2 separate regions of the Homo sapiens genome follow, and region 1 is linked to region 2. Evidence: read pairs that join two places in POLR2A ChIA-PET (ENCODE). Cell type or tissue: CD4-positive, alpha-beta T cell. All regions are shown on one strand. Each heading gives the region's core, and the rest is flanking DNA. Links, peaks and the distances in the headings are about the cores only. Region 1 holds the start of LOC124903175 (a long non-coding RNA gene). Region 2 overlaps ATP7B (ATPase copper transporting beta).

What was found. ChIA-PET counts read pairs that join two places held together with the same protein. Peaks named below come from ENCODE experiments on the same cell type or tissue, not always from the same donor. Only the 100,000 strongest peaks of a DNase experiment are listed, where the experiment ranks them.
Region 1: POLR2A ChIA-PET joins it to region 2 with 5 read pairs; 1 of 35 experiments calls an interaction of 5 or more read pairs at or near these places.

The regions. Positions count from the first base shown.
Region 1 is chr13:51,539,287-51,555,383 of GRCh38, forward strand. It overlaps LOC124903175 (a long non-coding RNA gene), which reads left to right and starts at 9,838. Exons shown (of 4, transcript XR_007063804.1): 1 at 9,838-9,944; 2 at 10,424-10,620; 3 at 11,839-11,902; 4 at 12,797-12,865. MIR4703 (microRNA 4703) reads left to right here and starts at 13,303; the gene lies at 13,303-13,381. In CD4-positive, alpha-beta T cell, for the core only: no CTCF peak of the experiment used is centred there; a DNase peak (open chromatin) is centred at 9,975.
Region 2 is chr13:51,946,511-51,956,174 of GRCh38, forward strand. It overlaps ATP7B (ATPase copper transporting beta), which reads right to left. Exons shown (of 21, transcript NM_000053.4): 10 at 3,762-3,889; 11 at 3,497-3,651; 12 at 3,152-3,286. Among named protein-coding and RNA genes, the nearest start is that of ATP7B, 60 kb to the right of the region's middle. In CD4-positive, alpha-beta T cell, for the core only: no CTCF peak of the experiment used is centred there; a DNase peak (open chromatin) is centred at 4,411; H3K27ac peaks cover 539 bases.

The sequences.
Region 1 (16,097 bases), core at 6,880-11,879, 400 kb before region 2:
TGATGTGCCTTAGATTTTGGGTTCTTTTTTTTTTTTTTTCCATTTTTAAAAAATGTCTCTTCCTTCCTCCGTAAAAATTTGCCTAGGGTTGTGGCCCCTTAAAAAATTACAATCAGCTGGTTGCGGTGGCTCACGCCTGTAATCTGGGAGGCTGAAGCCGGTGGATCATGAGGTCAGGAGTTCAAGACCGGCTTGGCCAAGATGGTGAAACCCCATCTCTACTAAAAATACAAAAATTAGCCAGGCGTGGGGGTGGACACCTGTAATCCCAGCTACTCAGGAGGCTGAGGCAGAGAATTGCTCGAAGCCGTGAGGCAGAGTTTGCAGTGAGCCGAGATCATGCCACTGCACTCCAGCCTGGGCGACACAGCAAGATTCTGTCTCAAAAACAAAAAAAAAAAAAAAAAAAAAGAAAAAAAAAAACTACGATCACGTGTACTGCTTTGAGGAAAATCCACGATTATGAAAACCTCAGGGTAATGTTTCATCCCAACATTTCATATTATCTGGAATTATCAAAACTTAATATGGTTACAACCTCCCGCTCCCCAAATCTGATCAGAGAGAAAAAAGTTTTGAAGTTAACAGTCTTTCCCCAGCTAATATCATTCTGGAAAAAAAAGTCAGCATTCAATCAAGTTTAGACAAGATTTTTTTGGTTGTTGTTTAAGATTGCTGCGATGGTTTCATATTAGACTCCCTTGCCCCTTTCCAAATTGTTTACAATCACCCCTCCTTCCCCAGGGGTTTTAGAATGAATCATCAACTTTCCTTTTTCAACTACACTATTAAATTAGGATACAGCCTGGAACCTAACATTTGTTCTTACAAACATTTCTTTCATGTCATCAGCTGTAATAGAAACCAGAAATTCAGTAGACAGGCCTCATCTCCAACAGTGCAGAAGCAGGACATCCAGGCCCGCACATCTGCCATTGTACACCATTTAAATACACTTAAGAATCATTGTTAAGGGTTGGAGAATTAGTGCTAATATAGAAAAGGCTAAATTAAATGTATATGAAAATTCATAATTTATCTTAATTCAGAAGCAATATATGTCATTTATATTGAGTAAAAAGTTCAAAACAACTTCCTCCTCTGAATCTCAATTTTATGTCCAGTGCCTTTAAAAGACAACCACGTTAAACAGTGATTTTCAAAATCCAGCTTCAAGAAATTAAAGATGCTTTAAATCCTTTTTCTTTTTTTTTGAGGAAGTTTCGCTCTTGCCACCCAGGCTGGAGTGCGGTGGCACAGTCTTGGCTCACTGCACTGAACCTCTGCCTCTCAGGTTCAAATGATTCTCCTGCCTCAGCCTCCCAAGTAGCTGGGAATACAGGCACCCACCACCACGCCCAGCTAATTTTTTTGTATTTTTAGTAGAGATGTGGTTTCATCATATTGGCTAGACTGGTCTCGAACTCGTGACCTCAGGTGATCTGCTCGCCTTGGCATCTGTAAAAATCCATGGTTATAATAACAGCTGCCATTTAGTGGCATATTATTATGAAAACCAAACCTTTACCAAAAGATATAACTGAGAGGTAAAAGCACCTAGCATCATTCCTGAATTCATCCATTCCACAAATAATGCTCTCACTCTGCCACTATGCTAGGGACTAGGGAGGTAGCAGTGGACACTATGTACCAAAATCCCTGTCATATGGAGCTTTTATTACAGGGAGGGTGAGGTGAGAGAGATTATAAACAAAATATGTCAATAAATATACAGTAAGTTAGATGGTGAAATGCTATAGAGAAAATAGAGGTGGGAAGAAAACTACTGAGTGATGGGGGTGGGGAGGAAGTTACAACTTTAAGTAGGATGGTCAGGGAAGGTGGTATTTGAGTAAGCCATGCAGGAGATGTGACTTTGAAGGAGAGGAGGATTCCAGGCAGAGGAGACCATAAGTACCAAGGTCCTAAGGCAGGAATGCCTGGCAAGTTAAATGACAGCAGAGTCCAGTGTGCAGAATGAGTAAGGGCGAGGGAATTAAGAGATAAAGTCATAGAAGGTGCCGAGGAGGGGGGTGAGCAGGTTATATAAGCTTTGTAGAGCATTATCAAGACATTGGTTTTTACTTTGAATGCGGTGGGAAGATTCTGAACAGAGAAGTGACATGATCAAACTTAATCCTCTAGAAGATTATTTTGGCTACTGTGTTGCAAATAGATTTCAGAAAGGCAAGAATGGAAGCAGGTAGATACTAGGTGCTCTGGAAACACTTGCTTATTGTAAATTGTATTTTTACATTAAGTTCTCTCTCCTTTTTTTTTTTTTTAACTTACTCTACCTTTAAACAAATTTATTTATTTTCTTATTCTCCATGTATTTAGGGTGCAATATATTCACATTTGGAAGCAATACAATTGCATTTCTTTAAAACACGGAATAAGTTTCAGACTTTTCACCATCAGGTCAAACTGGTCTCTCATTTGACATTTCATTTTCTTTTCCCTAATTTGGGCAAAAGGTTAAAAATAGTTTATTCTTCCTGAGCAGAGACAACTGCAAATCAACAGAAGTACATAGCAGTAGCCATAACACTAATGGCCAATAACTTTTGAGTGTTCTACATACACTAGGCACAGTTCTAGGTGTTCAGCAATGACTTAGCTCCTTTAATCTTCACAGTGACTTGCTGAGGTTGGTACTATTTATCATTCCCATTTTCACTGACAAGGAAGAGAAAAGTTAAAGAACTACTTGAGATTACCCAGCTGGCACATGGCCAGGCGAAGATTGGAACAAAGCCTGCGGAGCTCAGAACCTGTGCAGTTGACTGTCACATTATATCACTCTTACCTCCCAGCGATCTACAGTAAAGCCCCCACCAAGGGACTGAGGAGAGAGGGAAGGCTTCAGGAAACTTGGACTAGAGAGTACGCTGTAAAGTGAGTCTGGTCCACATGATATTATCGTGGTCCGTATATGGAGGAATGATATGTTAACACAAGGGACTGGAATGAAAAGATAAAAAGAGTCAAGACCACAGGATAACATATATCTGGGTTTTCCCAGCATTGCCCATGGAATAGAGAGCTGTATTTATTGACCAGGAGTACCCTGATCACGCAGAGTAAGAATACTCTATTGCAGAATGGGACAGCACATCAGGTTTTTCTGCAGAGTGAATAAAACACCCCTCTAATCCCCCTGTGCTGGTTAATGAACAAATGGCATTTCTGTTTATAAATCAGCCTTTTGTGAGTTTGGTTTGCTTGAATCAGCACCTCCCCCTTCCCTACAACCCCCTCTCCCCCTCAATCACCTACTATTCCTCTCCCATCTGCCTCCACTGCCCAGAGCTTCATCAGTCCCTCCACTTCCCCCGACCCCTGGGCTGAACTATAGTGACTACGAAAGCTGCCGGCTTGCACCAGCCAGCTAGCTTGCCAGCTTTACTCACCACCATTCTGAGTGGCTGTTCTGAGTTGTTTACAGCATAATACAAATTTATCTGGGGAACGGCTTTTAAGTTATTTTTGTGCCATGGTTTTGATTTATTTAAGCTTCTCCCAACTAATTGAAGAAGCTTAGTACATTTTGGTACAGAAATTTGATTTGTCATTTTGCGCTCTTGATCTGTTGCCTCCCAGGAATGTGTGGTTCCTATCTTATTTGCCATCTGACGCAGGGGAAAGCTTAGGTGGTGGACATTTATATTTTGTGCAGTTAATGTGGCATGGATTCTAGATTTATCTTTTGCTGTAACTTGGTGAGAAAATGCATTTGGAGTTTAAATAAACTGGTAACTGACAATATTGGAAAAGTACCAGAGTTTTTTCATCTGCTTCTCTCTCTGTTTTTGAACAGACTCCCAGACTCCTTCTCAGGTCTTAGCCTTCCATTTGATTCCTTAAAATTACTTAGCACACTGTTTTGTTCACATAGATAAATTTTTGCATATATTTCGTATATCTGTCTCCCCGTGTGTGTGTGTGTGTGTGTGTGTATTATATAGGTATATACTTTTAAAATTTGTTTGTTTTTAAAACTCTGCTCTAACAGAATACAGCAGTTGCTTACAGGGAGAAGAACGTGGTGGCCAGGGAGAAGGGTGGAAGGAGATTTTATTTCATTGTTTATACTATTAATATTTTAACTTTTTCAAATTTGCATGATATTTGTGAACTAGTTATTCAAGTTCACTAGTTGATTTACTTTCAAAATAAAACTACTTCAGATTGAAAGAAATTAATTTTCTCCTTATGCAGGGTCAAAAGCACCATAACATTTATGAATAAGAACTTATTTTTAAAAAAAAATAGAATAATAGGCTGAGCACAGTGGCTTATTCTGGAATCCTAACACTTTGGGAGGCTGAGGCAGGAGGATCACTTCAGCCCAGGAGTTCAAGACCAGCCTGGTCAACATAACAAGAATTCATCTTCAAACAAAAAAAAATTTTAATTAGCTGGGAGGCTGAGGTGGGAGGATCACTTGAACCCAGACATTTGAGGCTGCAGTAAGTTATGATTACGCCTCTGCACTCCAGCTTGGGGGACAGAGTAAGATTTTATCTCAAAAGAATAAATAAAAGAATGAACTGAACATGAAATGTGGTAGGCCTGTGCAAAGAATCTACAAATCCTGACCAAGAGTCATAAAGACATAAATAAATGGAAGGATAAACTCTGTTTCTGGATATTTTAATATTATAAAAAGTAAGTTCTTCCTAAATTCAAATATAAATTAAATGGTATCTCAGTGAAAATCCCCCCAAAAATCTGGGAGATGGAGGAAACGGGGAAATGTGCCAAAATTTATATTTAAAAAATATGGAAGGATAAATATGTAAGAATAATGGATATTTTGACAAAGAAGAGTACAGTTAAACATAAAATATAATTTTAAAAAATATAAAGAAGAGATAAGTCATATCAGATATCAAAATGCATTAAAATTACTTTAATTAAAAGTATTGTACAGGTATAGAACTCACAGACAAAACAAGCATTAGAATAAAAAGTCCAGAACTGGTTTTAATATATTGAAGAATTTTTATATATTAAAGACACCATTTCACTTGAGGAGAGAAAGGAATGGATTATTTTGTAAATGTTGGAATTGACAAATAATGGGAAAAAATAAAATTAGAGTCCCATCTTGGAGCTATAATCAAAAGTTTAGTAGGTTAAATATTTAAATATAAATTTTTTAAAATGAATCCATAAATTACTGAGAGAAAGTATAATTTCCTCTTAGATCATTCATCTTAGATCTTGGGTACAGAATGTCTTTTTTTAAGCAATGCAACATAGGTAGAATTATAAATAAAAAATGTTATACATTTGACTAATTTAAAACTCTTTGTGCCATGAAAATCAAATTTAAAATTAAGAAAAATTGGAGAAAAACTCATTAGATCATATGTAATTTTACATATATGATAAATATGTAGACAGAGCTCTTAAAACTCAATAAAAGAAATATTAGAATTCAATATTTTATGTTCAGAGGACATGAATAGGCAGTTCACAAAAAAAGCAATATGCATAGCCAATAAGCATTTTATTAAAAAATTCAGGCTTATTAGAAATCAAAGAAATGCACCCAAAACCAAGATCTTGCTTTTCATCTATTTCATTAGCCAAGATGAAAAATAATTATATATTCAGTGTGACAAGGGTGTGGGGAAAGGGTATTCTCAACTACTGCTGGTGGGAATATAAATGAAAACAATTTAGCAATGAGTGTTTTTAAAAATCTTAAATATGTACATACTCTTGGATCTAGAAATCCCATGTCTAAGAATTTGTTCTATGGAAATAACCAGCTAAGTGTACACAGATTTATTCACAGGGATGTCCACTGACACACTGTTTATATAAATAAAAAAAGTTAACATTTAAACATACAATATGTTTAAAAGCAAGTTATTGACAAAATAAGTTATGATGTATCCATATTATAAAATATCATGCTTTTTTTTTTTTTTTTTTTTTGAGACAGTGTCTTGCTCTGTCACCCAGGCTGGAGTGCAGTGGTGCAAACATGGCTCACTGCGGTCTCCACTTTTTTCTTTTTTTTTTCTTTTCTTTTTAATTTTTTAATATACTTTAAGTTCTGGGGTACATGTGCAGGTTTGTTACGTAGGTATATATGTGCCATGGTAGTTTGCTGCACCCATCAACCCGTCATCTACATTAGGTATTTCTCCTAATGCTATCTGTCCCCCAACTCCCCACCACCTGACAGGCCCCAGTGTGTGATGTTCCCCACCCTGTGTCCATGTGTTCTCATTGTTCAACTCCCACTTATAAGTGAGAACATGCAGTGTGTGGTTTTCTGTTCTTGTATTAGTTTGCTGAGAATGATGATTTCCATCTTCATCCACGTCCCTGCAAAGGACATAAACTCATCCTTTTTTATGGCTGCATAGTATTCCGTGATGTATATGTGCCACAATTTCTTTATCCAGTCTATCATTAATGGGCATTTGGGTTGGTTCCAAGTCTTTGCTATTGTAAACAGTGCCACAATAAACATACGTGTGCATGTGTCTTTATAGTAGAATGATTTATAATCATTTGGATATATACCCAGTAATGGGATTGCTGGGTCAAATGGTATTTCTGGTTCTAGATCCTGAGGAATCACCACACTGTCTTCCACAATGGTTGAACTAATTTACACTCCCACCAACAGTGTAAAAGCATTCCTATTTCTCCACATCCACTCCAGCATCTGTTGTTTCCTGACTTTTTAATGATTGCCATTCTAACTGGTATGAGATGGTATCTCATTGTGGTTTTGATTTGCATTTCTCTGAAGACCAGTGAAGATGACCATTTTTTTATATGTCTGTTGGCTGCATAAATGTCTTCTTTTGAGAAGTTTCTGTTCATATCCTTTGCCCACTTTTTGATGGAGTTGTTTTTTTCTTGTAAATTTGTTTGAGTTCTTTGTAGGTTCTGATTATTAGCCCTTTGTCAGATGGATAGATTGCAAAATTTTTTTCCCATTCTGTAGGTTGCCTGTTCACTCTGATGATAGTTTCTTTTGCTGTGCAGAAGCTCTTTAGTTTAATTAGATCCCATTTGTCAATTTTGACTTTTGTTGCCATTGCTTTTGGTGTTTTAGTCATGAAGTCTTTGTCCATGCCTATGTCCTGAATGGTATTGCCTAGGTTTTCTTCTAGGGTTTTTGTGGAGTTAGATCTCACGTTTAAGTCTTTAATCCATCTTGTGTTAATTTTTGTATAAGGTGTAAGGAAGGGATCCAGTTTCAGCTTTCTGCATATGGCTAGCCAGTTTTCCCAACATCGTTTATTAAATAGAGAATCCTTTCCTCATTGCCTATTTTTGTGAGGTTTTTCAAAGATCAGATGGTTGTAAATGTGTGATGTTGTTTCTGAGGCCTCTGTTCTGTTCCATTGGTCTATATATCAGTTTTGGTACCGGTACCATGATGTTTTGGTTACTGTAGCCTTGTAGTATAGTTTGAAGTCAGGTAGTGTGATGCCTCCAGCTTTGTTCTTTTTGCTTAGGATTGTCTTGGCTATCTGGGCTCTTTTTTGGTTCCATATGAAATTTAAAGTAGTTTTTCCCAATTCTATGAAGAAAGTCAATGGTAGTTTGATGGGGATAGCACTGAATCTATAAATCACTTTGGGCAGTATGGCCATTTTCACAGTATTGATTCTTTGTGAAAGAAAAATCAATATCCGTGACACTGCAGAGTCTTGCACTATCGCCCAGGCTGGAGTGCAGTGGCATGATCTTGGCTCACTGTAACCTCTGCCTCCTGGGTTCAAGTGATTTTGCTGCCTTAGCCTCCTGAGTAGCTGTGATTACAGGCGCCTGCCACTACGCCCAGCTAATTTTTTGTATTTTTAGTAGAGATGGGGTTTCACCATGTTGGTCAGGCTGTTCTCGAACTCCTGACCTCTTGATTTGCCCGCCTTGGCCTCTCAAAGTGCTGGGATTATAAGTGTGAGCCACCATGTCTGGCCAAGTCTCCATCTTTATGCATCTATTAAATAATACTTTAATGGTGTGCTTGTGGCATGGGCTATATTTATTATGTATTGGTAAGTTAAATTATAACATGAGAAATATAGTTTAAACAATTATAAATTCTATATGCATTATTTTGGCAAAAGTATGAAAGCAAATAAATCACCATAATATGTGGTTTATGAATTATTGATAATTTTTCTTTTTCATTTATCTTATTTACATCTTTCTATAATTATGCAGTAAAAATGACTTTCGGCAGGGTGCAGAGGTTCATGTCTGTAATCCCAGCACTTTGAGAGGCCACGGCAGACAGATCGCTTGAGCTCAGGAGTTCAAGGCCAGCCTGGGCCACATAATGAAACCTTGTGTCTACAAAAATACAAAAAAAAAAAAATTAGCCAGCAGTGGTGGCACACACCTGTAGTCCCACCTATTCAGGAGGCTGAAGTGGGAGAATCACCTGAACATGGGGAGATAGAGGCTGCAGTGAGCCATGATGTGCCACTGCAACTCCAGCCTGAGTGACAGAATGAGAACCTGTCTCAAAAAAAAAAAAAAAAAAAAAACTTTCAGCAGGAACGACAAAATTCAAAGACTGAAAAGGAAATAATGGGGAAATAACCTTAAAAAAATAAGAGAATCCTGAAGACAGATCCTCTTTGTAACTGAATCTCTGCATGTAAGTTAGGCTATGTTGGTGCTATGTAAAAATACTTTGGACTTTGCCAAACACTGAGCTACAGCTACCCAAGCGGCATAAGGGAAAAGTCTGAACATTCTTTGCAAATTCCTACTTCCACAGCACTATTTAAGAATCGAACTAATTTTTATTACATAATTGTAGAAAGATGTAAATAAGATAAATGAAAATAAATCATAAACCACATATCATGGTGATTTATTTACTTCTATACTTTTGCCAAAATAATGTTTTTAGAATTTATAAATTTTTAAACTATATTTTTCATTTTATAATTTAACTTACCAATATATAATAAATATAGTCTATGTCAATAAGCACACCATTAAAATATTATTTAACAGATGCATGAAAGTGGAGACTGCAGTGAGCTGTGTTTACACCACTGCACTCCAGCGTGGGTGATAGAGCAAGGCCCTGTCTCAGAAAAAAAAAAAAAAAAAAAAAGATGCGTGATATTTTATAGTATGGACACATCATAACTTATTTCATCAATAACTTGCTATTAAACATACTGTTAATGTTTTAATGTTATCTTTTTTTAAGTTGTTGTAAAGAATCTCAAAAAGTGAAGCCTGAATAAGTTTTGATGATGGAAACAAATTAGTAGAAACGATCTATGATCTAGGAATTGTTATGTGTATAATAAATCAATTCAAAAACAAAGGCCTATATTTTAGATGCAGCCGCAGAATCCATACTGAGGAATTCTTAAGGAGCTCTGCTGAAGTGGCAAACTCATTTTATTTACTCTTCATTTTTTCCAACTATACCCTGCTTGAAGCTGGGCTCCCTGTTGTTATACATCTTTAAGAAACAAAAATAAATTCTAGCATAATGGGATCAAAACTTGGTAGTCTCTTATGGTAATGAATTCAGAGATCAGTTATAATGAGCAAAGAGACTACTTCCTGCGACAGCCAAAATCATATGGTACCAAACAGACCTAAGATATTTCTCTTCCACGAATGTATGTGTGATATATGCGAAGTGCATACAGCAAGCCCTGGGAGTGTCTGATCATGTATTCTATATTTTGAGCATTATCCACCATGTTTGCTTTTTTTACACTGTGGCTTAACCTACACAAAATGTAGAGAAATCTGTATCATTTGATTATTGATTACTTGAATATGCTGTTAATGAGGTCTTCTTGTGTCTTAGGTTGGGTTTCCCAAGAAGTAGATTCTGAGACAGAGAGTTGTGTGCAGGCGTCTATTGAGAAAACACTTGTGAGGGCATGAGGAAGTAGGACAGCGGCAGAGTTTGGCCTGAGGTGACCTCTTGGGGAGGGGCGCTCAGGAGGTGGGATGACTCATTCAGGTTGTCTGGAACTGAGTCAAGAGGACTGGATCTTTGCATCTCCCACCCCTGTTGTAGCCACCCCCTCACCCCTGTGGATAGGAGACCTTGGGAGAGGCCACTTCCTTCATTGAAGGCAAGTCTTTGGGAGGCCTCAGCTGTAACCTGTCAGCAGCCAACACTCCCTGCACCAGAGAGTATGAGGGTCTCCAGCCTGAAGGGGGTTCTGGGCTGGGTGCTATGCAATGGACCAAATATTTGTGTTCTTCCAAAACGTATATGTTGAAACCCTAATCCTCAATTGATGGTATTTGGAAATGAGGCTTTGAAAGGTAATTAGGTTTAAATGAAGTTATGAAGGTGAAGCCCCTGTGATGAGATTAATGCCCTTATAAAAGGAGGAGACAAAAGCACTCTCTCTCTCTTTCTCTCTCTCTGCACTCGTGCACCAAGGAAAGGCCTTGTGAGGACATAACCAGGAAGAGAGTCCTCACCAGAACCTGACCATACCTGCACCCTGATCTCAAGCTTCCAGCTTCCAGAACCATGAGAAATCAATGTTTGTTGTTTTAGCCACCCAGTCTACAGAAATTTGTTATAGCCACCCTAGCTGACTACCACATTGGACATCACAGCAAACACTACAACCAGTAAGTCTCTGCTTGTATTAACTGGAACATTTCCAAAGCCTGTCCTACTCAGGATAAATGCACAAAAGAAAAATTAGTAGTTGACGGCAGAATTCTTAAGAGAGCAGTTTTGCATTTTTTACCAAGTAATACTTATTTAACTTCTAGGGCAGTAAAGTAAGAGAAATTGTTACTCTCCACCTCCTGCCATCATGAATTTAGGAAATGTAGAAAGTTATTCTGTTAATAAAGATGTGAACTTGCTGTTGAAGAGAAAATGTTTCTGTTATATCTGTTTCCCTGTGTTTTTGCCACTGCAAGATTCTATCCTGTAATTTATAAAGCACAGAAGTTTATTTTTCACAATTCCAGAGGCTGAGAAGTCCAAAATCAAGGCTCTGGTGGGTTTGGTGTCTGGTAATGCAGAAGTTGCTGCATCTTCTGAAGGGAAGGACAAGAGGGCCAAAGGCTAAGTGAAGCCTCTTTTATGAGTTCCTTAATTCCATTCTTGAGGGAGGAGACTATAGACTAATCATCTTTTAAAGGCACCAACTCTTAATGCCATCACGAGCCATTATGTTTCAACACCCAAATTTTGGAGGGGACACACTCAAACTATAGCAGTCCTTTTGCATTTTGTTCAGGATATCAAAAAGGCCACTTACATTTTATAGTAAATAGTGAAAAAGCTTGCATTCAAGCTTTATCTTGAAAAATGCAATACAAACTGTGAAATCATATTTATTATACTTCATATGTAACAAAATGTAAGCTATAATGACATCTACATACTTCCTGTTAGAACTAAGAATAAATGGATTGGAATTTGGGGATGTAATTTTTCCAATGAAATTTTAAAATAGCCCAAATGACATTCTCCACTTTATATTTTATTTGTACAGCATGATAGTGAAGATGGACATTTTGACAAAAACGTTCAAGGATTTTATGAACTTTTCCCAGGGCCTCTCAATCCTTTAATTTTGAACTCATTATTTTTGGAAACATCTCTGCTGTCATTATCCTCCTTGATGTTTCTCTAGTTGTAGATATGTTCACTTCGACACCTAACAGGCATGCCAGTATTAAAAATGTGTCCAAAACAGAACCCTCGATTCTGTTTTCCTTGCATTTTCTTCCCACCTTCACTCTATCTTCTCTTCTCCTCCAGTTGCTCAAGACAAATATCTAGGAATTATTCTTTATTTCTTTTTTTCTCTCATACACTATATCCACCAGCAAGTCCAGTTGGCTCCACAAGCTTGAGCTCACCATTTCTCACCAGCTCCACCGCTACCTCCAAGTAAGTGCCAACCACCTTCAGCCATTGCCTGAACTACTTTAGTGGCTTCCTAAATCGGCTCCAGCTTCTACTCTATTTCCCTACAATCCACTCTCCATAGAGCTGCCAGAGTGATTTTTAAATGGATTTGTTTGTATTAAGTACTACATTGACAAGGTTCAAAATTTAACACACTATAAAAAGAGATGTTCAGAGAAGTCTTGCGTTCACTCCTGCACTTCTCACCCCAACCCTCCGATGATATCCCTTCCACCCATATATTTTTAAAATCCTCCTAGGGTTTTTAAGGCAAATACAAGCATATTCAAATATATTTTCTCCCACCTTACTGCACAAAAGATAGCCTACCATATACACTGTTCTACATCTTGCTTTCTTTCCCTTGCCATATGTCCTAAAGCTCTTTCCATATGTATCACTACATAGAGAGCTTCCTTATTTGTTTTGACAGCTGCATGTCATACCATTGTTTATTTAACCAGGCCCCTTTTGTTGAATATGGGAGTCAGATCCATTTTTTGCTCTTACAAATAATACAACAATAAATAACCTGATACATGTGTTGTTTCTACAAGTGGATATGCCTCTATGACATAGAATCACAGAAATACGATTGCTAGATTATATATTTTAGTGTATTTGCCAATTTCAAAATGAAAATTTTAGAGGTGAATCTGATGACAGTTCTCCTGCTTAAAAGACAATCAGGATGAAAACCATTAATGAAACCCATAAGGCCCTCCCTAATTTGGCCCTTGTCTAACTCTTCAATACTGAAACTATGCCCAAAAGAGTTAAAGAAACCAATGACTAACAAATTCTTGAGTTTGCAGAATGACAGATTAAAAAAAAAAAAACACCTACTGAAAGGCTGAAATGCCCTCTGCTTATCAGATAAAAGAAATGGCTGAAATCCTTTGGAACCAATATGACCAACTGGAGTCGGTGCAGAAGGAGCTTGCTGACAACGCAGCCTGAATTTCCACCCTATGTTTCATACCAACTCCCCCTGAATTTGCACATGTGATACATGAGATAGCATGAAGAGATAACTGAGCATGCCCAAGGACTTTCCAGACTTCTGCTTTCCTTCCACCAATCACCTGCTAATCTCAGAATCCACCCCCTGAAACTTTTCTAATAAAAATACTGTTTTGAAGGCAGCACAGGGAGACAGATTTGAGCTTGACTTCTGTCTCCTTGGGATTGACTTTCAGTACAAAGCTTTTCTTTTCTCAAGAACATGGTGTCATAGTATGGGCTTCTAGTGCATTGGACAGTGAGCCCCTTTTACTCGATAACAATATCAGCTATATTTTTCTCCCTCTTTCACTGTGGACTAAGCATTCAGCTTCCTCTTATTAATCCCATAAAATCCTATACCATTTGCGAGATTTGCTTTATGCATATTAGCAATACAGTACAAATATAGTGTGTTTGATTTGCACTGTAGTTGTATTGTATTGCCACTCTGTATAAAAATCCAATCATCAGCTAGATACCTACCTAACAAAAAAGTTGCTCCTAGAAGGAAGGAAGCAAAGCTAATGTTTAGTGGATATGACTGAGTGGCTTTTATAAGCAGTCATTTGATAAATAAACGTTTCTAGGTTATGATGACTTTTAGTCTCCTATACTGCTTCAGACTTCAGGGACTCAGATAATGAATGCTGAGATAATGTGGATGTTTTATCATTCTGTAGCATGGTGATCAGGGATTCCAGAAACATAAAGGTAAAGTTCTAACCTTATAAAGAAACGACATGGTCAGTGAAAGAGCACTGGGCTGGAAATTACAAGTCCCAGGTCCCAATGCAGAATCTGCCACTAAGTAAGCTGTGAGGGCTTAGGCAAGCCATTTCACTTTTCTCTGGCTCATTTTATTTGCATGAAAAGAAAGAAAAAGGAATTCATTGTGATTCTGAACCTTTTCACTCCCCAAGGATCCCCTTTATTCCTCCCCCCATTTTCATATGTTGAGAAATTGTGTCTACTAAAATATATTCATTAGTAGTTTGTTCATGTTCTCATGTTCATTGTTTATTATTAATATAGTCATGTTCATTGTTAATTTATCAAAAATATATATATATAATTTCCAATTCAGCTTAGCATTACAAAATTGATTGACATTGATTGAGTTGATGTAATACCCTCCAAAGCAAAGAAACCAGATTAATTTGTCTGGGTGGTTAATCTTAATTCCTAAGAGTTAAGAGGCTGCAGGTTGGGACTGTCTGCATCCAGTTGACTATAAGTTTTTTGTTTTGTTTTGTTTTTACAAGTCTGAGAGTCAATGCTATTTATATTTGTATTTCTATTCAGTCCAGTGCTTGGACAAATGGTACCTCAGAGGGTCCTGTGGGTTCAGCAAAGCAGCTCAGGAGCAGAAATGGGGGTGGGAAAAGAGGAGTCTTAGGGCCCCAAAACCTATTTCATCTACAGCAGCCTCACTTTTTTCTGCTTTAAATGCTAGATTCTGCTTAAGATTTTCTTTTTCTTTTCCTTTTTTTTTGAGACAGAGTCTTGCTCAATTGCCTAGGCTGGAGTGCAGTGATGCTATCTTGGCTCACTACAACTTCCCCTTCTTGGGTTCAAGTGATTCTCCTGCCTCAGTCTCCCGATTAGCTGGGATTACAGATGTGTGCCACCACCCCCAGCTGATTTTTGTATTTTTAATAGAGACAGGTTTTCACAATGTTAGCCAGGCTGATCTCGAACTCCTGGCCTCAAGTGATGTGCCTGCCTCAGCCTCCCAGAGTGCTGGGATTACAGGCGTGAGCCACCACACCTGGCCTTAAGATTTGCTTTGAAGAAAGCGTTTAAACCATAAAAATAATTTGAAAAATATGACTTAATCAAACTCAATTATATAGATGAGAATAATGAGGCATAGAAAAATTAAATGAAACTGGCCCAAGGTTATAGAGCTAATTAATGGCAAAATACTCATTCAGTCAATCAACAAATATTTATTGAACACTGTAGAAATAAAAATTGTAAAGCTAAAGCTTTGATTTGTTCTTAGTTTAAAAACAATCTGTGAGTCACTGTATTGGATTAGAAGCATTAGGATGAAAGAATCTTGTTTTCATAAATTGGTGGAGAACTGACATTATCGTGTATGTTACTATTGTTCAATAAGACAAGGAAGAGAGGGCAGGGGCATATTAGCATTCAGGTGACCACAGGAGGTTGGGGACAGGTCAGGTTTGGTAAAGGGCTTGTTTCAATTTAAATCTATGGTGGCTCAGGCTCTGATTGTCATACTAGTGCTCTCATTAATGTGCACAGGGAAGGAGCCAAGAACCCCACTTGACCCAAGATTAACATTAAGGTTTTGTTTCATTTCCCAGATTAAATATGTGATTAGCACCAAACCTGGAAAAACCCGTGGCTATAGGATATGTGTAATTTAATCTATAAAATGTATTTGTAAAAGCCAATTCATTGTACATGTTCAACTTAATAAGTTCACTGGCATTATGATAACTTATCCATGACTGGGTATTGCATATGCTCTCCAGTTAGTCCAAAAGTTATAGCCCTTCTGATTCTAACTTTCTCTTTACAAACTATTTGCAATAAAGCTCATCTTTAGCAGATTCAAATCCAAATATAACACAAAGCTTTGTTCTTGGCCAGCACCAGTCAAGAGCCAGCCCTTCTAGGCATGGAGGATACAGCAATGAACATGTTGGGAGAGTTTGCTGTTTCTATGAACTAGCCTTGGGTCTCTTGCTTTCTGGTCCAATTCTGTTTCCAACACAGCATGCAAGGTTGAAGACGCATTCTACTCTTCTGCAAATACTTGTCGTTACAGCTTATGCTTATATCTTCACATTATTTATTCATTTATTCAACAAATATTTGTTGAATAGCTTCTATTACCAGACTATACTAAGTGCTGGGCATCTTGATATGAATTAGCTCTCAAGGTGCTCACAGACTTATGAGAATATAGACTCGTACACAAATTTTAAACCAGCATAGTGAGTACAACAGTGGGAGGAGAACAAGGTTCAGTCATAATACACAGCAGCAACTGATTAACTCCCTCTGGCATGATATCCACACTTGAATTTGAAGGATTACTAGAGGTTTCCTGGGCAAACCAATGATAGTGGGAGTGGGAATGGCATATGGAAAGCTACACAGGCAAGAGAGAACATGGCTCATTCTGAGAACCACACCC
Region 2 (9,664 bases), core at 2,153-7,152:
GAGTTCAATAAGGAAGCTCCCAGAACTCTAATCACATAAGGACATTTCAGGGGGGCACTGGACACAACGTGACGAACTTGGGTTCCGGAAACAGATGGTATTCCACACTGCTCTGCCATCATAGAGAACACGTTACTGCTCTCCACATCCCAGCTATCCAACTTCATCCTACAGGTTTCCCTCAAAGAGGCATTACAGGAGCAGAGTCAAATAAAAGCCCTTGATAGGGGAAAGCAGACTCTGGAGATGGACCACACAGATCCAGATCCTGGTTTCCTCATACACAAAATGGAGATGATAATGCATAGCTCATAAATTGTGGCAAGGATTGAATGAGGCAATACACATATAAACATATAAATATACACAGTACATAACACCTGGCATAGGAGCGGCATTTAAGAAACAGTAACTATTATCGTTATTTTTCTCATCATTAGGAAAGCTTAAAAATGCTATTCTAAGGTGATAATCATATAAATAAGAAAAGATGCAAGGATATTTACCACAGTGTTTTGTTTTGTTTTTGTAATGATAAAAAATGGAAACAACCAATACGGAATTGGTTAATTAAACTGTAGGTGTGATGTATATAATGGGATACGAGGCAACTATTGGAATGATGATGGAACATACTGATATGGAAAGGTACCAGCAGCACTGCAAAATTAAAAAGCAAGTACAAAATCGCATGTGCTGGGATTTATTCGTGCAAAAATCTCCGCCTGTATCTGAATACAGCATTTCAACAATACTGGAAAGGTATCCACCAATATGCAAAAAAATTACTTCTAGGGATATGATTTGGAGGTATCTTTATTTTCTTCTCTGTATTTTTCACTATTTTTTCTTTGTACCCAAAACAAACAAAATATGACCTACTTTCCAGACACTTGGTATTATTTGCATTCTGAGAGCTTGAATTATCTTGGTTTATTTTTAAAAATGGCTGGTGGCTATGGAGTATAATCAAGAGATACTATGTTCACTTACTTATAGTAAAAAGCACAGTTGTCTAAGGTAAGGCTATGGACCACAGCCTCTTTAGCTTCCATCTACATTTTATTATTTCACTCTGAAAGGCAGGATTCTAAAATAATGTATTATTAAAGGGGTCTTTTAATTTTCATAGAAACAGTTATATTTAGGTAGAGGGATATATTAAGATTTTTAGACATAAAGATTATGTAATCTTTTTTAAAAATACACTAATTCTTGTCAAAATCACACCTGGCATTCTGATAGGACTGGGTGGACTTCTGGAAGTTACCATGAGCCCTTCTCTACAATGACTTTTGTACAGCAGAGAGATGACAGTATCTTAAAGGAACATGCAGTACCTCATTTGCCAGCATCCTCCCTGATATTGCAGATAAAAACAAAAGAAGCCAAAGTAAGATGGAAAGGCATGGAACAGCAGAAAGCCACAGATTCCAACTTGTTTAGGACTGAGTCTTCCCATGGCCATATGCCAACGCACTGCTTTCCCGAAAAAGCCGAAATTATAGGCAGTCAGGTGCCATGGATAGCCACAGGCACATTCTACCAATATATCTGTAAGTTACTTTTAAGAGCACTGAGGTTCCTTAGATGTCAGAAAGTGTTTAACTTGAACATTGTTCAATTTAAGATGGGAAATTTGAGGGAGAAAATACATCCTAGTAAATGACATGTGTCCTGAGAATATTTGATATACTTTTAATTATGTGAAGGATTTTTTTTAAAAGAAAAAAATTATCCATTCTGTATTTGTACTTTTTGCTACGTTGCCCAGGTTGGAGTGCAGTGGCTATTCACAGGCACGATCATAGCACACTACAGCCTCAAACTCCTGGACTCAAATGATCCTCTGCCTTAGCCTCCCAAGTAGCTGAGTCTACAGGTGCATCACCACACCCAGTATGGTTTCTCATTCTATGGCTCTATGGTATAACAAGCACTAGACTGGGCTAGGAATAAGATAAGGTAAAAACATTGTTCCGCTCATTGTGCCATTACCAAATACTGTTCTAAGTGTGCCATTAGCTTTTTAAGTACATTATCAAGGTTTCAACCTCAGTGCTACTGACATTTGGGGCCAGATAACTCTTTGTTGTAGGGCCTGTGATGTGCCTTGCAGGATGTTTAGCAGCATCCCCCCAGTCACAAACACCGAAAATGTCACAGCTGCCAACTGAGAATCACAGATGTAATATAGCTTTTATTCCTCAAGCAGATATGTTTTTTTGAGGGGTGGCCTGTATTTTCCTTTCTTTTTCTGAGGTTTAATAAAACCATATTTCCTAAGATAGTGTTCTTCAACCACTTTTTTAAACTCAAAAATGTATATTCCATTGCCTCACATACAATGTTTAGTAAATATTTAACTATTATAAAAAGCTATTCACGCCTGGGTGCAGTGGCTCACACCTGAAATCCCAGCACTTTAGGAGGCCGAGACAGGCAGATCACCTGAGGTCAGGAGTTCGAAGCCAGCCTGACTAATACGGTGAAACCCCATCTCTGCTAAAAATACAAAAATTAGCTGGGTGTGGTGGCGTGTGCCTGTAGTCCCAGCTACTTGGGAGGCTGAGACGGGAGAACTGGTTGAACCTGGGAGGTGGAGGTTGCAGTGAACCGAGATCAAGCCACTGCACTCCAGCCCGGGAAACAGAGGGAGACTCCATCTCAAATAAATAAATAAATAAACAAACAAACATAAAAAGCTATTTACATTACTTGGGAAGCTGGGAGGTCAAAGATGGTACTGGTAAATATATACATCAAAAGATATTTTTCTTAAAATGTATTAAATAATATTATCATGCCATTGAGATTTAAAGTGAACTATTTTCTATGATGTATGCCTCATAACCTCAAAAAGGACCAATAATACATATTGTAAATGCTTCAAGCATTACAACTGAGCACCAATTGGTGTCTGTGAAAATTATCTAAGTAGAATGTAAAGGAGATCTTTAATAGAAACCTGCAGAAGGAGAGTGACTGTTTATCCTACTCTGGCTTAGATTTTGCTGTCAATAAGAGAAGCAAGCAAATAAAATGTAATGAATAATTAAAGCCCAGTGAATCTAAGATATGAAAGAACAGGATCAATGTCAGTAGATTATTTAAAACACAACCACCATATAGCCCAAGGCATTCAACTTACAGGAAAGTATCTCTGAACAACACCAAAATCGATAAAACCGATTACAATCCATACCACCAACGTCAAAGTTGACATGATGATGATAAATGGGACAAAATATCCACTAAACCGGTCAGCCAGCTGCTGAATGGGTGCCTATGAAAATAAAACACCAAGACCATGGGAAATTACAACCTATGAAGAAATAAAACACCACAAGCATGGATAAAGATTGGGATAATCTCCTTCATTTAACCACATTTACTAATCAATCTCTACTCAATAAAACTGTCTGATTTCCCAGAACTCTTCACATAATTTCTAAAACGAGAAAGATGAAGTTAGTTTTAAAAATTTCTTCATTACCTTTGACATCTGAGCCTCTTCCACCAGTTTCACAATCTGAGCCAAAGTGGTGTCATTGCCCACGTGGGTAGCTTTAATGAGCACAGAGCCATGTGCATTTATAGACCCCGCAATTACAGTGCTTCCGGGTTTCTTAGTGACTGGCATGGCTTCTCCTAGACGTAGGAAAGAGACAACTGTCACTTGCTCAGCCCCATCCAGCACTCATGTGACCTGACAGCTGCTATGATATCCTCCTGAGGGAACATGAAACAAGCCATCTCACCTGTGATGAGGGACTCATCAGCCATGGTATTGCCTTCCAGGACTTTCCCATCCACTGGAAACTTTCCCCCAGGGACCACCTTGACGATATCGCCCCGCTGCACCAGCTCCATGGGGACTTGCTCCTCCCTGCAACAAACGCCACTTATCACTCACATGGCCACTCATTCGGTCACCGGGTCAGGTTCTAGGCCAGCTGTTACAATAGTTACACTGTATTTGCTTATACTGAGCAACAGTATTCATTTGATCTGTTCATTTACAGATATTTATCGTGCAGCTGCTGAATACCAGGCACTGTTCTAGGCACTGGTGATACAGCTGTGAATGGCACAGCAAAGGCCCTACTACCTCATGAAGACAAGTTCTGTGGTAGAAATGGACAACAAGCAAGATAGAATCAGGTATTAAATATTAATAAGTGCTGTGATGAAAAAAACAAGGATAATGTGACTGGAGGGCTTCTTAGAGTGGCAGAGGGAGGAGGAGACATGGAAGGGCTTCTCTGGGAAGGTAACATTTAAGCTGAGACCTGCATGCCAAGAAGGTCCAACACACACGGAAAGGAAGTTCACGGAGAGAAAACAACTGACACAAAGGTTTAAGGCAGGCAGGAAGGGTGCGTCTGAGAAACAGCAAGAAAGCAAGCAAGGCTGGCAGGAAGTAAGTGACGTGCAAGTTGAGGTCAGAGAAGCAGGCAGAGTCCAGATCATGCCGAGTCTCCTGGAGCAGAGCATGGGTTTTGGATGTAAGGCTTTTAGCAGGAAAGTGACACAATCTGATTCACATTTAAGTGATCTCTTTGGCTGCTGCATGAGAATGGGCTGTAGGGATGATCACAGGAGTGAGGGGGAGAGTCAGGCTGTTGCAGCAGCCCAAGCGGAAGATGGAAGTAACCTGGACTACAGAGAGAGGGAGAAGAAATACACAGCATATTCTTAGATCATGTGTTAACAAGATGTGAAAATGCACTGAATATGAGGGTAAAGAAAGGAATCAAAGATGAGCTCCAAATTTTCATTTTGAGCAACTGGGTGGATAGAGAAACCATTTAATGAGATGGAGATGATTATGGAGAAGCAGCTAAGGGAGGGTGAGGGAAGAGAAGGGGAGGGGATGGAGAGAAATGGTTCATTTTGACATGTCGGGTTTGAGATGCCTATTTGACTTCCACGTAGAAATGCCAACTAGGGAGCTGAAAATATGAGTCTGAAGTGGAAAGAAGAGGTCAGAGGTAGAGAACAAACCTGAGAGCTGTCACATGTAGATAGCATTTAAAGCCATGAGATCATATAAGCGCCCCTAGGAGTGACGGAGAAAACACAGAAGGGGTCCTAGAACTCATCCCTGAGACACTCCACTATCTGAAAGCTGAGCAGAAGCTGAAGGACCAGCCAGTGACACAGGAGGAAAATGAGAGTGGGGATGAGGAGGAGGAGGAGGGAGCACCCATCCAACCACACCAAACGCTGCACAAGTAGTTCCACAGGGGCAAATATACGTAAAATTCATCACACTCTACACGTAGGGTTTGTGTGTTGCAGTGACTGTGAGTTACACATTGAAAAAAGAAAAAAAATCAAAGAAACAGACAAGGGGGAAATACTGGTGAGAGACTGAAATGAGGACTTAACACAAGCAATGTTGGATTGGGGTATATGGAAATTACTTGATGGCACTGGCCAAACCAAGTTCAGAAACTGGTAAAGGCAGAGGCTCAACTAGAATGGGCTGAGAGAGCACGCAGTGAGAAGGCAAAGACAACAGCGAAAGTCACGTTTTTAAAGAAGGCTTTTGTGAAGGAACAGAAAAACAGAGCAGTAGAAGGGAGGGTGGATTAAAGTGGGGATTGTGTCTTGTACATACATGTGAACTGTGTGCTAGTGGGACATGTCCTGCAGAGACAGAGATGCTGCGGGGGGAGAGGAGAAGACGGCAGGAACAGAGACAAAGCCAGAGGGAGGGCACCTACGGCCCAGGGCCAGCTTCAGCAGCAGCTCACTAAAAGCATGGCATGGGCCCAACAGAATTAATTGTATAGGTAATACTGGCTCATGAGCTAATGGTCAACAAGCCAGAAGAGCATGCATGGAAAGCAAGCAGGGCTCTGAGGTTATTTTACACCTTGCTTTCATTCTACAAAGACTACATTTAAACTATCACAGGCACAAAAGCCATCTTACTTACTTGAGAAGGAGAAATAGACATTTACTGAGTGCTAGGAACTGTGCTAGATTTTTACATGTTTTACCTCACTGAATCTTCCCAGACACATACAAGGTGAGTCTTATTACCCCCATTTCAGCAAAACCTGAAGATGTCTTAGAAAGGCACAAAATTGAACATACATGCCCACTTATTTAAATGTTGCTATGTACAACTATATAAAACTTAGTAACTACCATATGCAGGCATGTATGTTAAATATTTGCATCATTATTTTCCTTTGTAAAAATTGTTCAGGAACAGTCTCTGTGCTACGAGGATTCAAGGCTTGTGTGGCTACTTCCTGTGATTACGTGAGATGCTTAGTATGGCACCTGTACACAGTAAGTGCCCAATGAATGCTGGTGATTTTTATTATCACCTAATTGACATTTTCATATTGATTGGCCTCTTGTGTACCAGGCACCAGGGTAGGCTGGGGTTACAAACAGGACAGAGTAGAGCCTTCCTCTCAGGAGGTTTATAGCCTCATAACTAAAAGCAGACACACAGATGGACAGTTAAGACACACACAGAAAGTTCAATCATGGCAACCAAAATAAATGGAGTACTGAAAAGGAGACTTTCAAAGACTGAAGTCTTTAGTGCTGGGAGTATACCTGTGTAAATCTGTTTGGTGGCTGAGTGAGCCAGGAGAACGGAAGGATCTCGAGAACCCAAGAATATTCTCTGCTTAATTTTAAAGTCCTCCAGCGATGGAGAAGTCCAGGCTGAACATTGCCCTTGAGGCCCCCTCTGAACAACCTGGAGGATTTATCATCCCACAGAGGTCTCCACATGGCCTGAGAAGCCCAAGTCGGGAGGAGGAGCTCCCTGCATTCAATTTAGAAATGAAAGACCCCAAGAACTAAAGGTCAGACCCTCCTCCAGCAGAACCTAATCACTAAGTTTTAAAATGTCCACTTCTGTAAGGAGACTTAAAATTGGCACGAATGTACAGTTGGGTGTCTTTCTAAGAAATCTTTAGTAATGCTAATCTCTGTTAAATCTAACTTTGAATTTCTCCTTTGATCTAAATTAACCACATCTTTCTAACTCTAAGCAGCTTACAAGGAATAGTCCTTTATGAGGGTTAATGTGGCTCCTACTGGTGAATCTCAATAGCATGTATTCTTCAGAAGCTACTATTCCTCTCCAAGTGCTGAGCGATAGGAACCCTCTTAATTAAAAGACAGTGGTTTGTTTCATAGCACTTCATCTTTAAGAGTTTCTGCCAGGAATCTGTTTACTTCACTTGTCTCCTCTCTTCTACTCCCCTTCCTCATTAAACACAAGTTAAGAAAACAAAGAAAAAACTTATAGCATTATGGTCACTGGTCTAGATATGATTTGTAATTTGTTTCCCCATCAATTGTAAAAAAAAAAAAAAAAACCAGAAAATTTCAACATGGGAGACTGGGGATGGGGCTGTGCAAGCCTTTTAATATCAAGCACACACATGCATGTGTGCAGTATGTTTCTTTAACATCTGACAGCAGTTTCATTCCACCAGTGAGTATCTCAGCACCCGCCATGTTTACATCCCAGGGTGGCTGAGGCACAGAGTGTTCTGAGAGCACTGAGGAGCCACAGCTGAGCCAGGCCTGGGGAATCAGGAAAGGCTTCTGGAGGATGCAACTTCCATGCTGAGCCCTGAAGGCAAGGAGCCAGGCAAAGGTTAAGGAAGAAGGGAGTTCAGAGGGAAGGAAGGATGTGTGCAGAGGTCTGCAGAGAGAGGCAGTCCCTTCCTGGGACCTGCCAGTGGTGCAGGGCAGCTGGAGCACAACGCAGGGGATGGCAAGACAGGCTGGGCTCAACAGGCATGCAGGCGGATGCCGGGCCTCACTGCCACGTTAGGAAGGTGGTTTTGATCCTAAGGACAGCATGCAGCCATTGAAGGATTTTCCAATATGATCAATTTGTGCTTTCAGAAAGCACTGTAATATGATCAATTTGTGCTTTCAGGAAGATCACTGGTTTGAATGTGGAAAAATACTGGATTGATAAATGGCTGCAAGCAGTATGAAGAGACAGCTGCGGTGTTTTAGGGGCAAGGCCACAGTGGCCTGGACCAGCATGGTGCCAGTGGATGACGCCCCTAGAGACAGAGGTGCTAGAACCATGAGGATGGACTGCAGATGTGTGAATGAGGGCAGACAGGCATTGTAGAGGACACACTGGGAGCTGGCATGAGGGTACCTTTGCCTGAGACAGACAGGCACCAAGGAAGGGGAATATTTTTGGGGAAAAAGTGGGGGAAGGTGAAGAAGAATACAGACAGGCCGAGTCTGAGCCTTTACCAGTCAACCAAGAAAAACACTCCAACCAGCAGGTAGTCTCTGGGATCTAGACGTAGGTTTGAGAATGAGCTTCTCACGGCTGTTAACCAAAGACGTGGGAGAGTGAGACGTCCCAGTGACGGTGTGTAACACACAAAGACAGAGGCAGTACCACCAGAACCCCAAGGACCATCCACAAGGAAAAAGGAGAGAAGAAAGCCCATGGAGACTAAGCAGCAGCAGCAGCAAGGAAACTACAGTGTGCCAGACGGATCGCACCTAGAAACGCTGCCAGCACCCAAGACTTGGAGTAAAGAGAAAGCACAAGTGTCCCCAGCAAAGGGATGGTCAGAGGAAGAAGCCCAAGCCTCAGTCAAAGAGGGCAGTTATGCGAGAACCTCTGGGGGCCTTCAGATGGTGCCATGGACCAAAGGCACAAGCAGAGGCCCAGACGCGGGAGGGCCCTGTGGGAGGCAGAGTCACTGGGAAACCAGTGTCCAGTGCACCTCAAAGCACAGAATGGTTGAGCTCAGGGGAGGCCTAGACTGCGGCAATCCAGGCGGCAGTGGGTGCAGCCTTGGCCTGGGACAGAGGGTTGGGCTCGGGGTGTGCTGTCAGGAGGCAAGTAGGAATGACCACACCCAAACAGTGAGCCAAAGGCAGAATGAACTCTGGTCTTCTGGCCCCTAGCTTAATAATGTCCTGTCATGTTGCATGGTAGTAGTCAGGCCGTGCGTCCCCAGCCAAAAAATGAATCGGCATTCTTGGAAAAGAACTGAGTTATGACAGGTGCTGCACGCACCCCGTGGGCACTTCGGCCGGCAGATGCCTTCTCCTCCTGTTCAGATCCCTGGAATAGTTCCAAGCAACTGCAGTCAGTGCCATCAGAGGCGCCTCAAACTGTACCGAAGACCCTAGCAAGGCGAGTTGGAGGAAACATGAGTCAAAACCAACACAGCTGCCAGCGGCTTGGCTCCCTGTCTGAACGTTTTCACTTCTCAGAAACTTTCATGCAATTAATTTATAAGAGAAGAAAAAAAAAAGAAGCCAAGGCATGTGACTGCTGCAGACCCATGGCACAGCAGAGCCCAGCATGCCAGGTGCCGTCACACAGGGTCCTGTTTGGGGGCAGCGCAGCACAGTGGCTGAGGGGGGCTCTGTGCCTCCAGGGTTCCAATCCCAGCTCTGCTGCCTGCCTGCCATGGACTCTGGGGATATTACTCCACCTCACTGCACTTGGCTTTTCCTGAGGAAAGCTGGGATGATGACAGTGCTGCCTCACGGAACAGCTACAGAGTGGAACTAGACGATCTGTGGCAAGTGCTGGGGAGTGAGCCTGGAACACCAGAAGGACTCAAATCTCAGTTGCCAGTCCTACAATTGTGATGATCATTTAAAAGCCAGGATCCAGAACAAAACC